Regions from separate parts of the Homo sapiens genome. Here region 1 is linked to region 2. Evidence: chromatin loops called from intact Hi-C (ENCODE). Cell type or tissue: mammary epithelial cell. All regions are shown on one strand.

Region 1 (8,000 bases), 97 kb after region 2:
GAACATTTATGTGCAAGTTTTTGTGTGGACATATATTTTCTTTTTTTGTGTGTGTATATATATACCCAGGAGTAGAATTTCTGAGTCATATAGTAACTCTATGTTTAATCATTTGAGGAACCACTAAACTATTTCCAAAGTGGCGGCATCATTTGACATTCCCACCAGCAATGTATGAGGATTCTAATTCCTCCACATCCTTGTCAACACTTGTTATTATCTGACTTTTTGATTCTAGCCACCCTAGTGGATGTAAAATGGTATCTCATTGTGGTTTTGATTTGCTTTTCTCTGTTAACTAATGATGCTGAACATCTTTTCATATGCTTGTTGACCATTCATATATCTTTGGACAGATGTTTATTCAAATCCTTTGTCCATTTTTAAATTGGGTTATTTGCCTTTTTATTGTTAAGTTATGAATTCTTTATTTATTTTAGATACTTATCTCTTGGATACATAATTTGAAAATATTTTCTCCCGTTCTGTAGATTATCTTTTCACTTTCTTGATGGTATTCCTTGGAGCACAAAATACTTTAATTTCAATGACATTCAACTTATCTATTTTTTCTTCGGTGTTGTATTTAAGAATCATTGCTTAACCCAATGTCACAAAGATTTATGCCTGTTTTCTTCTAAGATTTTTATATTTTTACCTTTTATATTTAGGTATATTATCTATTTTGAGTTGTATGTGATTTGAGATAGGGGTCCAACTTCATCCTTTTACATGTTATTATCTAGTTGTCTCAGCACCATTTGTTGGGAAAGAATATTCCTTCCCCATTGGCTTGTCTTGGTACCTTTGTCAAAGATTGGTTAGCCACAGAGGTATGATTTTATTTCTGGACATTCTATTCTATTCTATTCTATTCTATCCTATCCTATCCTATCCTATCCTATCCTATCCTATCCTATATCCTATCCTATATCCTATCCTATATCCTATCCCATATCCTATCCCATATCCTATCCCATATCCTATCCCATATCCTATCCCATCCTATCCTATCCTATATCCTATCCCATATCCCATATCCTATCCTATCCCCTATCCTATATCCTATCCTATCCCATATCCTATCCTATCCTATCCCATATCCTATCCTATCCTATCCCATATCCTATCCTATCCTATCCCATATCCTATCCTATCCTATCCCATATCCTATCCTATCCTATCCTATCCCATATCCTATCCTATCCTATATCCTATCCTATCCTATCCTATCCTATATCCTATCCTATCCTATCCTATATCCTATCCTATCCTATCCTATCCTATATCCTATCCTATCCTATATCCTATCCTATCCTATCCTATATCCTATCCTATCCTATCCTATATCCTGTCCTATCCTATCCTATATCCTATCCTATCCTATCCTATATCCTATCCTATCCTATCCTATATCCTATCCTATCCTATCCTATATCCTATCCTATCCTATCCTATCCTATCCTATCCTATATCCTATCCTTTCCTATCCTATATCCTATCCTATCCTATCCTATATCCTATCCTATCCTATCCTATATCCTATCCTATCCTATCCTATATCCTATCCTATCCTATCCTATATCCTATCCTATCCTATCCTATATCCTATCCTATCCTATCCTATCCTATCCTATCCTATATCCTATCCTATCCTATCCTATATCCTATCCTATCTTATCCTATCCTATCCTATATCCTATCCTATCCTATCCTATCCTATCCATATCCTATCCTATCCTATCCTATCCTATATCCTATCCTATCCTATATCCTATCCTATCCTATCCTATCCTATCCTATCCTATCCTATCCTATATCCTATCCTATCCTATCCTATATCCTATCCTATCCTATCCTATATCCTATCCTATCCTATCCTGTATCCTATCCTATCCTATCCTATATCCTATCCTATCCTATCCTATATCCTATCCTATCCTATCCTATATCCTATCCTATCCTATACTATATCCTATCCTACCCTACCCTACCCTACCCTACCCTACCCTATCCTACCCTATCCTATCCATCTATTTTTTAGGTCTGTTTTGTCTGTTCTTGCACCAATTTCATACTGCTTTGATTCTCATTGTTTTATAGTAGTTTTGAAATCAGGAACTGTGAGTCTTCTTACTTTTTACTTTTTTTAAGATTTGGCTATTCTGGATTCCTGGCAATTCCATATGAATTTTAGAATCAGCTTGTTAGTTTCCACAAAGAAGTCAGCTGAGATTCGGATAGGGATTGCCTGAGTTTGTAGATCAATTTGGGGAGTATTGCCATCTTAACAGTATTAAGTCTTCCAATCCATGAACATGGAATATTTTTTCATTCATTTAGGTCTTCCTTAGTTGTTTTCAACAGTTTTTTTGTGGTTTTCTGAGGATAAGTTTTGCACTTCTTTTGTTAAGTTTATTTCTAAGTATTTTATTTGCTACTGTTGTGAGTTGTTTTCTTAATTTTATGTTTGGATTGTTCATTGCAAGTGTATAGAAATATGGTTTTTTAAAAGTATTAAACTTGTATTCTGTAACCTTGCTGAACTCATTTATTAGTTCTGATATATATATTTAGGTAGATTATTTAGGGTTTCCTATATATAAGATCTATAATCTATTATATGAATAAAGATCCTTTCCAATATGGATTCCTTTTATTTATTTTTTCTTTCTTAACTGCCCTGGTTAGAACCTCCAGTACAATGTTGAATAGAAGTGGTGAGGGTGGACATGTACCACTTATCTCTCCTGGCCAAAATTATTTATGTCTTTGCTTAATAAAAACATTGAGTTGCTATTGTTATTGTTGTAGCTAGCTAAATTCATATTATTAACTTCTAGTTTCAGCATATTATCTTTAGAGAATGTAAATTGTACACTTTTGGTGGGTCACCTTTAGAGTTTTCTCTATTTCAATGTACATGGTTTTGTGAAAAAAAGACTGCATCTAGAGTTTGAGATATGCCTTTTATCCTACGTCAATATCTTAAATAGTCATTTAAGGAAACATCATAAAGTTACAGATTAAATGCTTTTGAGGATGTTTATGACCTCTCAAAACTCAACTCAAAAACCATAGCATTGAAATTGGGGGTTTAATATGCCTTTGCCAGAGTTACATCATTTGTAATTTCTTTCCCAGAATGGAGATAACCTGGTATACATATGAATATATATTGAGGGAATAAGGCTTGGGTGTGGCCATAATTAAGCCCCATATAGAGCAGCCAGTCATATTCAGCTGAGGGGTCTTTACTGTATATTCATAGATCCTTAGGTGGGTGGAAGAAGGTCGCAGAATGTTTGGAACGTATTTCTGACCCAGCTGAAGACAGCATTAGATCAAAACATAAAAGATGAAGGAGATAAAAAATGATAGACAACACTCTGTGCTAGATACTGTTCTAATCTTTACAAAATGTGCATGTTTAATCTCCACCACCATTCTTTAAAGTATCTGCATTTTACAGTGGAGGAAAGTGAGGTGCATAGACATTAAATAACTCACTCAAGTTCACACAGCTAACAAGTGACAGAGCTGGGATTTGAGCCTAGGCGGACTGACTTCTAAGCTGTGCTCTGACCACTAAGCTACAGTGCAGTGAAGATCAGTGGCAGAGGAGTGGTCAGGAGACTGCTGGCTTTGGGGGCTTCACAGAGAAGTTATTTGGTATCCCTGAGTTTCTCACACAGATTATCAAGAAGGAAACAGGGAGATTTCAGGCTGCATTTGGGAGGAGGGCTGGGAAAATATCTGGGTTAGATTTGTCATAGGGTCTTTAACATGTTCTTTTGCTTCAAAGGCTAGGAGAAAAGCCGTGGAAGCTCCATTCACTTATTGTAAATACTAATACTTTCTCTGAGCATAGGTACACTTCTGTCTACTTTCAGGGTGTGCCCAAGAAGTTGGTTCCCCTTATCTCCCTTCCAATTTTGTTCCTGGAAATTAAGCGTCCATGGGTATAAATGTTTTTCTGCTTTCTAAACAGTACCTTACCTGTTAGGGAGATTCCAAACTGTTCATTTCTGCTTTATATTTTTTGAATACCTTATGCTATTAGCTACACACATACAGATTTTTATGTATTTTTATATCTTCCTGGTGAATTTATCTTATGTGAGTATAGCTACACTAGATTTCTTTTAGTTGGCATTTTTATAGTCTATTTTTTTCTACCTTTTTACCTTTAATTTTTCTGGGTCCATATTTTTCAGGTGCATTTCTTATAAGCAGTACATAGTCAGGTTTATTTTTTAATCCAGTGTTTGAATTTTAATTGGAATGTTTAGTTTATTTACATTTAATATAGTTACCAATTTAGTTGGGTCGAAATCTCTCATTTGTCACATTTTTTAATGTTTCTTTTTCTCTCCTTTTGTGCTTTATTTTGGTTCAATTAAGTTCTTTTTATTTTCCCATTTCCCCCTCCTTTTAGATTATTGGTTATACATTATTTTACTTTTATTTTAATGGTTACTTTAGAGATTACAACATGCATTCTTGAGTTATTAAGGTCTAATAAAAATGAATAGACTTACCACTTTCTAAGCAATGGAAGAGGTCTTTGAACACTTTACCTCTATTTGCCCATGCCCCTTCCCTAGTATATATGTTATTGCTGTTGGGTATTTTAGTTCTTTAAATATTTTTATACCACATAAGACATTATTGTTTTTATTGTTTTATATTTGTTTATGGTTATTCTTTTTTTTTTTTTTTGAGATGGAGTCTTGCTCTGTTGTCCAGGCTGGAGTGCAGTGGTGTGATCTTGGCTCACTGCAACCTCTGCCTCCCAGGTGCAAGTAATTCTCCTGTTTCAGCCTCCCAAGTAGCTGGGACTACAGGCGCCGGCCACCAGGCCCAGCTACTTTTTATATTTTTAGTAGAGACAGGGTTTCACTATATTAGGCTGGTCTTGAACTCCTGACTTCAGGTGATCCACCTGCCTCAGCCTCCCAAAGTGCTGGGATTACAGGCATGAGCCATCGCACCCGGCCTGTTTACAGTTATTCTTTCTGATACTGTTTATTCCTTTGTCATCCCATGTGAGATCATGTTCCTGCCTGAAGAGTACCATTTAGTATAACTTGTAGTGTGTAGCTTTTTCTGCTGAATTATTTCCCCTTTTGTTTGGCTGCAAAGTGTCCCTATTCTGTATTAATTTAGGATATTTTCAGTGGATATAGAATTTAGGTGCAAAAGTCCTTAAGAAAATACCAGTGAGTAGAATCCTACAATATTTCTAAAAAATGATACACTATCTGGTAAATTTATCCATCCAATTTATCCAGGAATTTAGACGTCCATCCATCTGTCCATCCATCCATCCATCCGTCTATCCATCCACCCATCCAATTTGGTCGTCTACTATGTGTCAAGTATTGAGCTTGATGTCAAATATTTAGTGGTGAAGAAGACAGATATAATTCCTACCTTCATGGAGCTTACTATCTAGTGGAGAAGACAGATATTAACCTAGTAAAAAATATACATATAATATAAATTGTGGTAAGTTCTATGAAGGAAATGAACATAATATTGGATGGAGAATAACTAGAGTGGAAGGGGTATTCAGGGTAGTGGAGTGGACTTACATGTAGGAGTCTCTTGAGGTGACATTTAACTGAGACCTGAAGGAAAAGGAGCCAGTCATAGAAGGGCTGGGGTGGGGTGTGAGAAAGAATTTTTCAGAAAAGCAAGGTTTAATGTTAATACAATTTAATTTTGATATAATTTAATATTGATATAATGTGTTACCTTATAAATAATAGTGGGGAGCCCATATGATTTACCTTAAGAGATACCCAAGAGGCATTTGTTCTAGTCCAGGCTCTTTTGGTTTTAGGAAATAAAAATGCATTCAAGCTGGCTCAGGTGAAAAGAGGATTTTTTTGTTTGTTTGTTTGTTTTTTTGAGATGGAGTCTTGCTCTGTCACCCAGGCTGGAATGCAGTGGCATGGTCTCGGCTCATTGCAACCTCCACCTCCCGGGTTCAGGCAATTCTCGTGCCTCAGCCTCCTGAGTATCCTGGATTACAGGTATGTGCCACCACACCCGGCTAATTTTTATATTTTTAGTAGAGATGGGGTTTCGCTACATTGGCCAGGCTGGTCTTGAACTCCTGACCTCAAGTGATCTGCCTGCCTTGGCCTCCCAAAGTGCTGGGATTACAGGCGTGAGCCACTGCGCTGGGCTGAAAAGAGGATTCTTGTAAAGGCTCAGGGCTCAATAGAGCAGAGGTGGCTGTGAGCCAGGTACCACAAGAACAAGAACGAAAAAGTGCTTGAGAATGGGTGTGACTTTCTCTCTTCCTATTAGACGTGCTGTTTCTTTTTCTCTGTGAATCTGCCTCATTGTTTCCTTTTGCAAAATGGCTTCCTCAGCTTAGCCACCTGCTTGCTCATGGCCCACCATTGATGGCCCCATTCCCTCAGCCCCATTTTCTCTGTCACAGACTTTCTTCTTCAAAGGAATTCATGGACTAACCAGAGACCTATGACTTGTGTGACCAATACATTGACCCCTCAGGGTCCTCAGGGCCTGCCACAGTCCAGTAACTGCGTCTGGAACAAAGGGACGGGATATCTGGGAAGAAGGGAGGGTCTCTGGCCGACATCTTGGAAGGTGTTAGAGGCACACAGAATCCACATTTGGCAGAACGCCCAATGGCCATTGCTTGAATCGGTATTCTACGGAATCAGAATATCTGCATCTTCAAAAGAACTTTTGGTTATGAGAAGAGAATCTGAATTTCATGAAAAAACTGATTATTACAATTTTATTGTTAAAAATTAATAATTGTAGCAGATGCTATTTTCGCCACATCATACGCCCTCAGACCACCTAATTTCAGTTGCAGCTTTGGAAAAGCTTCCTGTGCTCAGTAGCAGTGTCACGTATCAGGCCCCTAAGATTTGTGCTGTGTGTGTGTGTGTGTGTGTGTGGTGGGGGTGGAGGATTAATGACCCTATGGCAACTCTCACCATTGGGTGATGGAAGTCAGTAGTTAATGCCTTCTGATGTTCAGAGGCTCAATTCAGAGGTGGCATTCTACATATTTCCTCAGTGAGTGTCCAGTAGGATTGAGTCCCAATTTTGCATATTGGTAGTCAGCTCACTGCTAATTTCCCATTGCTGACTTTTCCTCATTCTCTGTCTCAGTCTTCTTAGTCTCTCACTCCTGCTTCCTGAGATTGCCTCTAAAATAAAAGATCTGCCCCAAATTATTATCTGAGGCCCTGTCTTTGGGGGAACCCAGATTTAAAAATTTTGTATTGTAGAGGAGGGACAGAATTTTGTAGCAAACTCAGTTGCTGGGTCGCTCTTAGACTCATTGTTCTGCCTATTCCTAACACTAAATAGATGTTCTGTTTTGGCTGATAGAGATTATATTCACATCATTGCCTGTTTGGATCAGAGGCCTCTCAAGGGAGCAGATTAGACTTCAAAGAAACCAACCACAAGAAGGAAATCTTGTAGAGGAAAGCTTTCTGAGAAACCTCCTCCCATCTTTCTCCTCTCCTTTGTCTTTGTGTGCAACTTCCTCCACTCTAGTCTGAGCTCAGGGCTCAGGCCAGGCTGCTTCCTGTTGGCAGGTTGCTGGGGTGTAGACTGTCAGACAGCAAATAAAAAGAGCTATGAAATCATAACCATTCTCTAAAGAGTTAACTCTTCTGTGTGAGACTAACACAGAGGGTAGAATGGATGTGATTAAAAATTTTTGTCAAATCCACCTAGGCTGTGACAGAATTCTTGGTAAGTCATGGGTCAGAACATACAATGTATTTTTGCCTAGAAGCAAAGCTCCTCATGGTAGATGGGGAACCAGGGAGGGTCGCAAAGACCTATTTGACCTTCAAGGGGTCTGATTATAGCACCCAACACAACATACCAATAATGCAGTCCCACAAGACCCAGGGATCCCATATGACACTGTTCTCTTACCTCCAGAGACATACGGTGGTCCACCCAAAGCCTCATATCTCTGACGATTTTTT
Region 2 (8,000 bases):
ACAAAAAATTTTTTAAAAATTAGCCAGGCATTGTGGCATGCACCTGTAGTCCCAGCTACTGGAGGCTGAAGGGGCTGCTGCTGAGGTAGGAGGTAGGAGGATTGCTTGGGTGTGGGAGTTTGAGGCTGCAGTGAGCCATCATCGTGCCTCTGCACTCCAGCCTAGGCAATAAAGCAAGACCCTTTCTAAAAAAAAAAAAAAAAAAATTCTACACATTCCTTAAGTTTGAATATACCTGCTCTAGGCTGCACTATCGGAGACTACACCCTCTGCTGGTGGCGGGCGGGGTGGGGGGGTCCCTTTGGGTTTCTGTGCTCACTACCATGCCTTTCCAACCATCCCTTGCTTTCTAGACTTCTCTACTGTGTCACACCTTCTAATCCACAATTGGAATCTGACAACCAACCAATGCCAACCTGTGGGCTTTGCTGGTGGGTGAGTGAGGGCTTAGGCAAGTCCCTTGGGCACAGGGAGAATGAATGAACCTGAAGTTGGCACCATAGTTTTGCATGTGTCTCCAGGTCCCAGTAGCAGGGGTCACTGTATGTAAGGTTATAACCAGGGTGCCAGCTTTTCACCAGCTTCCTGGTGTTAGTGCAGGGAAATCGGGGTGGCTTGGCGCCCATGAGGGACCAGTGGGCTGATGGGAGTCACAGGTAGAATCAGAAGTACTAAAGCTATTCCTGGAATTTTTTTTTTTAGACCGAGTCTCGCTCTGTTGCCCAGGCTGGATTGCAGTGGCACGATCTCGGCTCACTGCAGCCTCCATCTCCCAGGTTCAAGTGATCCTCCTGCCTCAACCCCCCTAGTAGCTGGGGTTACAGGCATGCGCCACCGTGCCTAGCTAATTTTTGTATTTTTAGTAGAGACAGTTTTCGCCATGTTGGCCAGGATGGTCTTGACTCCTGACCTCAGGTGATTCACCTGCCTTGGCCTCCCAAAGTGCTGGGATTACAGGCATGAGCCACCGTGTCCAGCCTGGAATTTTTTTAATTTAAAAAATATTTTGGGCCAGGCATGGTAGCTCAACGCCTGTAAGCCCTGCACTTTGGGAGACTGAGGCGGGTGGATCGCTTGAGCCTAGGAGTTTGAGACCAGCCTGGGCAACATGGTGAAATCCCATCTCTACAAAACAAACAAACAAACAGACAAACAAAAAAACAACCACACCAACCCTCCTGCCCCAAATTAGTCAGGCATATTGGCACATGCTTGTAGTCTCAGCTACTTGGAAGGCTGAGGCGGGAGGATCAGCTGATCCCAGGGAGGTCAAGGCTGCAGTGAGATGTGATTGTGCCTCTGCACTCCAGGCTGGGTGACAGAGCAAGACCCTGTCTCAAAAAACAAAAACAATAACCAAAAAACCCCCAAAACAAACTAAGAAAATATTTTAAAATATTTGCTCAATGGAGCTATGCCTAGTCGAGCTGAATGGATCTGACTTTGTTGTGGCTTCTGCCAGCTTCGTCACAGCAAGTGGGAGCCTGCCCACACTTTGAGTCTATTGCTTGCTGGGACTAAGGACACATTGAGGCAATTTAGGCCCACCCAATTAGACTGAAGGTTATTTATAAACTCCCTAGATGGTTATGCATATTAATAATCAAATCTCTAAATAATGGCCAAGGACCTGATCTCTGTTTTTAAAAATTTAATTATTATTATTATTTTTTGAGACAGGGTCTCACTCTGTCACTCAGGCTGGAGTGCAGTGGTGCGATCTCTGCTCACTGCAACCTCTGCTTCCTGGGTTCAAGCCATTCTCGTGGCTTGGCCTCCCAAGTAGCTGGGACTACAGGCACACACCATCATGCCCGGCTAGCTTCTTTATTTTTAGTAGAGATGGGGTTTCGCCATGTTGGCCAGGCTGGTCTTGAACTCCTGACCTCAGATGATTTGCCCACCTTGGCCTCCCAGAGTGTTGGGATTACAGGCATGAGCCACTGCAACCGGCCGTGATCTCTGTTTTAAATACTCAACATCTTAAAAATTCCAGCATGGTGGCTTATGTCTGTAGTCCCAGCACTTTGGGAGGCCGAGGCCAGAGGATTGCTTGAGGCCAGGAGTTTGAGACCAGCCTGGCTAACACAGTGAGACTCCATCTCTACAAAAAAGGAAAAAAAAAAATATATATATATATATATACAAATTCCAGGAATTTCTTCTGATTCTGCCTGTGACTCCCAGCAGCCACTGGCCCCTCGTGGGCCCCAGACTCCCCTCGGGATCAGAGACCAGCAGGTACTTAGCATGCCCGTGAATCTTCTCTAAGTGTTTTCTTCCTGAAAACCTGAAGCAAAGAATGACTTACCATCTTGGGCAGGTTATTTCCCCTTCTTGGCTTCAGTTTTCCCCACTGAAGATGAGGTTAAATCAGTGTTTCTAAATCTCTCATCTGTGAAGTGATCCTAAACATCCTAAAACCAACTCAAACATTCTAAAACCAAAACCAAACTCTCAAAGCAATCCAGACAGTATTTTTTCTTACATGTATTGAAGAACATGTAATAAAATAGAAAGACATATATATATTGTGTGTGTATATTTTTTTACATAATAAACTATCCTTAAGGAACAGTGACCCAGGCCTGGAAACATGAGGTTGAGCTTGCTAGGCAGAGATAGGCACTGATTACCAACTGATAGTGGGGTTGATGGTACTGCTCTATGTTAGGTCTCTTGTCTTGTAATTATTACACTTTTTTTGTCATAAATTGTGCTTTTCATTCTTAATGCAATAAAATGATTTAATCTAATATTTTCACTTTATTATGAGATAAAACAACATGTAAATAAACTTTGCATCTTGTTGAGCATTTAACTCTCCTATGAGACAATTTTGTCTGCTTAATTGAATCCAAGTGACCTACCAGCATTCTGTCAAGGCATGATGATGATTTTAACAAAGTGTTCTTGTCAAATTTCTTAAGAAAGCACTGAATTTTAGGATCTCTAACGTTTCTTTTAGGCCAGTGAATTTATACTAATATGGATGTAATTCTGGGAAAGAAAAAAGAAGAAAGAGGCAGAGACTTTATCTAGTAGGAATTTAGTTACCTACCAATCAAAGTAAAGTCTGAGCATGCATGTGTGTGTACCTGTGTGTGCAGTGAGTGAACGAGAAAAACATGCAGGTATGACAAGGCTTAAAGTATTCTGAATAGATAGGCCTGTCCTGGAGCTTATCAGGAAACGCCTTGTCTAACGAACCTTTTCAGGACTTCTGCCACAGCCACACACATACCCAGATACACAGACACATACAGCCAGACACAGACACAGACATACACACATGTGCATGCACACACACACACACTCCTCAGAAATACAACCTCTTTTTAAAGAAATGAAGGCATTTCCAGCCTTGCTTTTTACTTTACAGGAGGCCTGGATGAGCTTTCTTGACAATCAGGGCTATTTCCGGTTACATCCGTGGTGCAGTGAAGATGTCTCAGGATTCTGACCAATTAGGTCTTTGGATGAGTTAACTTTTTTTTTTTTTTTTTAAAGACAGGGTCTCCTGTCACCCAGGCTGGAGTGCAGGCCTTTGCATGACAGTTAACCTAAAATTTTTTTTTAAAGAGATGGGGTCTCGCTATGTTGCCCAGGCTGGTCTTGACCTCCTGGCTCAAGTAATCCTCCTTCCATGTTCTCCCAAAGCACTGGGATTATGGGCGTGAGCCACCATGCCCAGCCCTAAGTTTCAATACTCATACAATCCTCCCTATGACTCAGTAGATCTCAAACTTTAGTGCGTTTATAATTCCTTTGGGGGGCTGGGTTAAGATACAGAGTCTTGGGCCCCCTGCCTTACGTTTGAACTGTGGCCAAGGGATCTGTGTTTTTACAAGCCCCCATGTGATGCTGATGCAGGAGTTTTATGGAGAAACATACCATCAAACTGTCTCAGAAATTCCATTAATTACTGAGAGGATCAAGGCACCAAGTATTATAGTAAAAGTATCCAAGAACCATCTAGAACACCGCTTTTCTAGGAGTTGCCTCCCTTCTTGTTCTCACAAGCAGAAGGCATTTCTGTTCCTCTGCTTTAGATGACAAAGCTAAATGGGTGCACCTGTAACTTGCTTATAAGGTACTATAATTTCCAGCCTCTTTGACTCACTGAGATGATCCTAGTGGAGTTTGGTTTTTGTAGTTTCTGGAATTGCAACAATAATCTAGCTTCTTAAAACTTTAAAAACTTTACATGATGCACAGAAACAAATACATTTTATTACTTGATCCAGTATACACATATGCAAACACACACATTTATTGAAAAAAGTTTCTCCACAAAACTTTTGTTATTACATTTTCCATTCTATTCTGTTCTCTACCAGTTAATTCTTAAAAATCAATGCTGGTCATGACACACTTGAATGATTTCATGACCCACTGATCTAGTTATCTATTGCTGCATAACAAATCATTCCAACATGATGACCTAAAGCAACAGTAATTATTTCAGTATCTTTCATGGTTTCTTTGGGGCAGCAATTTGGGAAGGGCTCAGTAGGGCCGTTCTGATTTAGGTGTCTCATGTGACTGTGGTCAGTAGCTGGGGCTGGAAGTGACAGACTGAATTAGCTATCTCTCTCTCCAGGTAGCATCCCCGTGTGGTCTCAGTGTGGGCTTCCTTGTGCATGGCAGCCTCAGGGCAGTTGAACTGATTAAGGTGCCTCAGAGCTCCAAGTGGAAGTCATATAGCATCATTTTCTCCAGAATCACAAGCCCACTCCAATGCAGCGAAGGGAACATAGACTCTACTTCATAATGGGTGGAGTGTCAAAGTCCCATTGTAAGAACAGCAGGTGGGATGGGACATACGAGTCACCTTTGGAAAATGAATTAGCCACATCGAGAGCACCACTGCAATTTGAAAAGTACTCCTCTAGAGGGCACTGTTGTCATGTGACGCTGGATCCATTTGACTGGGGAATGGGGTGGAGTGATGGGAAGTGTGTTGGGGAGACAGAATAAGGAATTTGGGTGTTGGCAAAGGGGCGGCTTATCCTTTTTGAATTGATCATTCCTTCTGTTGCATAGAACTTGTGATGGCAGTGATGGGGGGGTGTGGCCATGTGGATGTCCTAAGGGAGGGGAACCCAGCAAAGGAGAAGGGGGGCTAGTGACCAGCTTGCAGGGCTTTAAGCCTCTGTGCATTCTCCCCAGTGCCTAGCAGAAGTCCTTGCCCATGGATCAATTTGACAGCTAAGAATAAAGTGTCCATGGGTCACCAGGCAGAAGTCTGAGCTTTGGGAAGGATAGCACCAAGCCTAGCACCCTCACAGTACCCACAATTTCCACCAAAGCATGGCTGGCTCCATACTTCTGGTGCTTGGGTGCTGGCAATGATGACTTGGAAGACTGATGCAGATGTATGAGTGGATGTGATTGTCCAGGAAGAGTGATAAATAAGGAGAAAGGGGCCAAGGAAAGAAAACTGGGGCTTCCACATTTAAAGAGAAAAAGAGGTGGCAGAGGAGGCTGGGAAGGCACGGTCAGAGATGCAGGAGCAAACCCAGTGAGATGGTGGCATGGGCTGGGATGGTTTCTAGGAGGCAGTGGCCCTCAGGGTCAAGTGCAGCTGCAAAATCAAGAAAAAAGGGAACCATCAGATGTGGCAATGAGGAGGTCCCTGGTGACTTTTATGATGCCATTTGCAGGAAACCAGGTAGGCAGGGCATTTAGGGAGTGCAGTAGAGATGGGAGGGAGGAGTGAAGGGCTATAACTTGAGAAGAGGGAAGGGTCATGAGGTTTTTGTTTTTTAAATCTTGGGTGAGACTAAGCTGGCACATAGGCAAGGGAAAGGAGATGGAATGAGAAACCAAAGACTAAAAGGGAATAACTGGGCTGGGCGTGGTGGCTCATGCCTGTAATCCCAGTACTTCAGGAGGCCAAAGCCGGCGGATCACTTGAGACCAGGAGTTTGAGACCAGCCTGGCCAACATGGCGAAAGCCCATCTCTACTAAACATACAAAAATTAGCTGGGTGTGGTGGCGCATGCCTGTAATCCCAGCTACTCGGAAGCTGAGGCATGACAATTGCTTGAACACAGGAGGCTGAATTGCTTGAATACAGGAGATCGCACCACTACACTCCAGCCTGGGAGACAGAGTGAGACTCCGTCTCAAAAAAAAAAAAAAAAAAAAAAAAGCGAACAAAAAAAGAGGAATAACTGATACGGCCTGGTGTGAGGCATGGGGTCCAGCATCCAGATGGAGGGGTCAGCCTTAGAGGGGTAAGGTGGGTGTTCCTTCTGAGAGAGATGGGAACTAATAAAACCAGGAAGAGATGAAGATTTAGGGAGAGGGGGTGGTCTGCTGAGCTAGTTCAAGTGAGCAGTGAGGATTGGGTAGATGGCTTGAGAAGAGTTTGTTAGAGATGAGTGAAAAGCCTGTTTAGCATCAACTCACACATATCTAGTACCTACTCTGTGTCACATGTTTTCACAAAAATGATTTTATCCTTACAACAGTATGTGAAACAGAAAACATCCTTATTTGCAGGCTCCAACCTCTTCCTTGTTGAGTGAGTTCCTTGCTTACCTGAGCATAAGAATGTGCTTGTGAGGAAAAGGAAGGTAAGGAATCCAGGTCAGTCCTGAAGCTCAGAGCAGCCTGGCATCGCCTAGCCCAGGGACCCTTGATGAGGCTGGTTGCCTACTTGAAACAAGGGAAAGCAACCATGATTCTGTTTTGAGTCTGGGAAGAGGGGCTAGCATGGGGGAATGGGTCCCTCAGACCTTTGCCCAAGGTCTAGTCAAAGGGAGGAGGGGGAGGTGGTGAACTCTGCCTTCAGGAATACACGTGGAGTGGGGTGCAGTGCAAATAGCAGGGCCCTACCATCCATGTCTTTCTAGCTTTGCACCCCTGGACAAGCCACTTTGTATAAGCCTTTGTTTCTTCATCTGCAAAAAGGGGATAATTCTATTAAATTTGTATATCTGTGGAATGCAAAGTACCTGGAAATCCTAGACACCCAATACCTGCTGTTATTATTTTTTTGAGGTGGAGTCTTACTCTGTTGCCCAGGCTGGAGTGCAGTGGCACAATCTCGGCTCACTGCAACCTCTGCCTCCTGGGTTCAAGTGATTCTCCTGCCTCAGCCTCCTGAGTAGCTGGGATTACAGGTGCGTGCCACCACACCCATCTAATTTTTAATATTTTTGGTAGAGATGGGGTTTCACCATGTTGGCCAGGCTGGTTTTGAACTCAAGTGATCCACTCGCCTCAGCTTCCCAAAGTGCTAGGATTACAGGCATGAGACACCACGCCTGGCCCCTCCTATTATTATTATCATCATCATCATTTCATTTACTATCTCAGAGAAAGTCAGGAACTCCTGACTCAAGATCAGGACTTTAAGAATGTGGTAAGATTTTGGAATCTTTGTAACTAACACAGACCCATTTTATCACTTTTTATGTCCCCTATGACCTTATAGTAATTAGCAGTCAAATCCTTAAAACTGAGATGCCTGGGTACTTTATTTTTTGAGAAGTAACAGAAAAAGGGAGCCGGGAAGACTGTCTTACTTCACTGCTTGGACTGGAGTGAGGAGAATCCAGAAGTCAGAGTGGCTGCAGCTGAGATGGAGAAGAACTTGCTGCTTAGAGGAAGGGGACTGTAAGTAGCCAAGATGGGTCTTGGGGTACAGCTGAAAGGAAGGCATTTGGAGGGACCTGGGTGATGCCAGCCACAGCCAAATCATTTCCAGAGGGAGGGCTTCCTTGCCACTTCCCTCCAATGTGCCACTTCTACTGCCTAGAGCCTGGATGACCACGGGGTCCTGTGCCTCCTTGTCTCTCTGTGCTCATCTTGCCTGTGTCACTCATCAGTCAGAAGTGCCTTCAGGGTGGGGACAGGAACTTGTTCACTGTTGAATCTCCAGTGCTTACTGCTCAGTGCCTTCCCTGTGGCCAATCCTCTGTAGATGTGATTCATTGACTGCCTGCATGTCTGAATGAGTGAATAAATGAATGAATGACTAATCATT

What was found. Peaks named below come from ENCODE experiments on the same cell type or tissue, not always from the same donor. Only the 100,000 strongest peaks of a DNase experiment are listed, where the experiment ranks them.
Region 1: it touches region 2 in a loop (5-fold over the local background); 2 of 110 quality-filtered maps call a loop at or near these places.

What each region holds. Positions count from the first base shown.
Region 1 is chr2:70,433,293-70,441,292 of GRCh38, forward strand. It overlaps the pseudogene TRUND-NNN9-1. Among named protein-coding and RNA genes, the nearest start is that of TGFA-IT1, 44 kb to the right of the region's middle. In mammary epithelial cell, no CTCF peak of the experiment used is centred here; no DNase peak of the experiment used is centred here.
Region 2 is chr2:70,336,469-70,344,468 of GRCh38, forward strand. It overlaps the pseudogene BRD7P6. Among named protein-coding and RNA genes, the nearest start is that of FAM136A, 38 kb to the left of the region's middle. In mammary epithelial cell, a CTCF peak has its summit at 4,899 (motif pointing right); DNase peaks (open chromatin) are centred at 4,903 and 7,993; H3K27ac peaks cover 913 bases.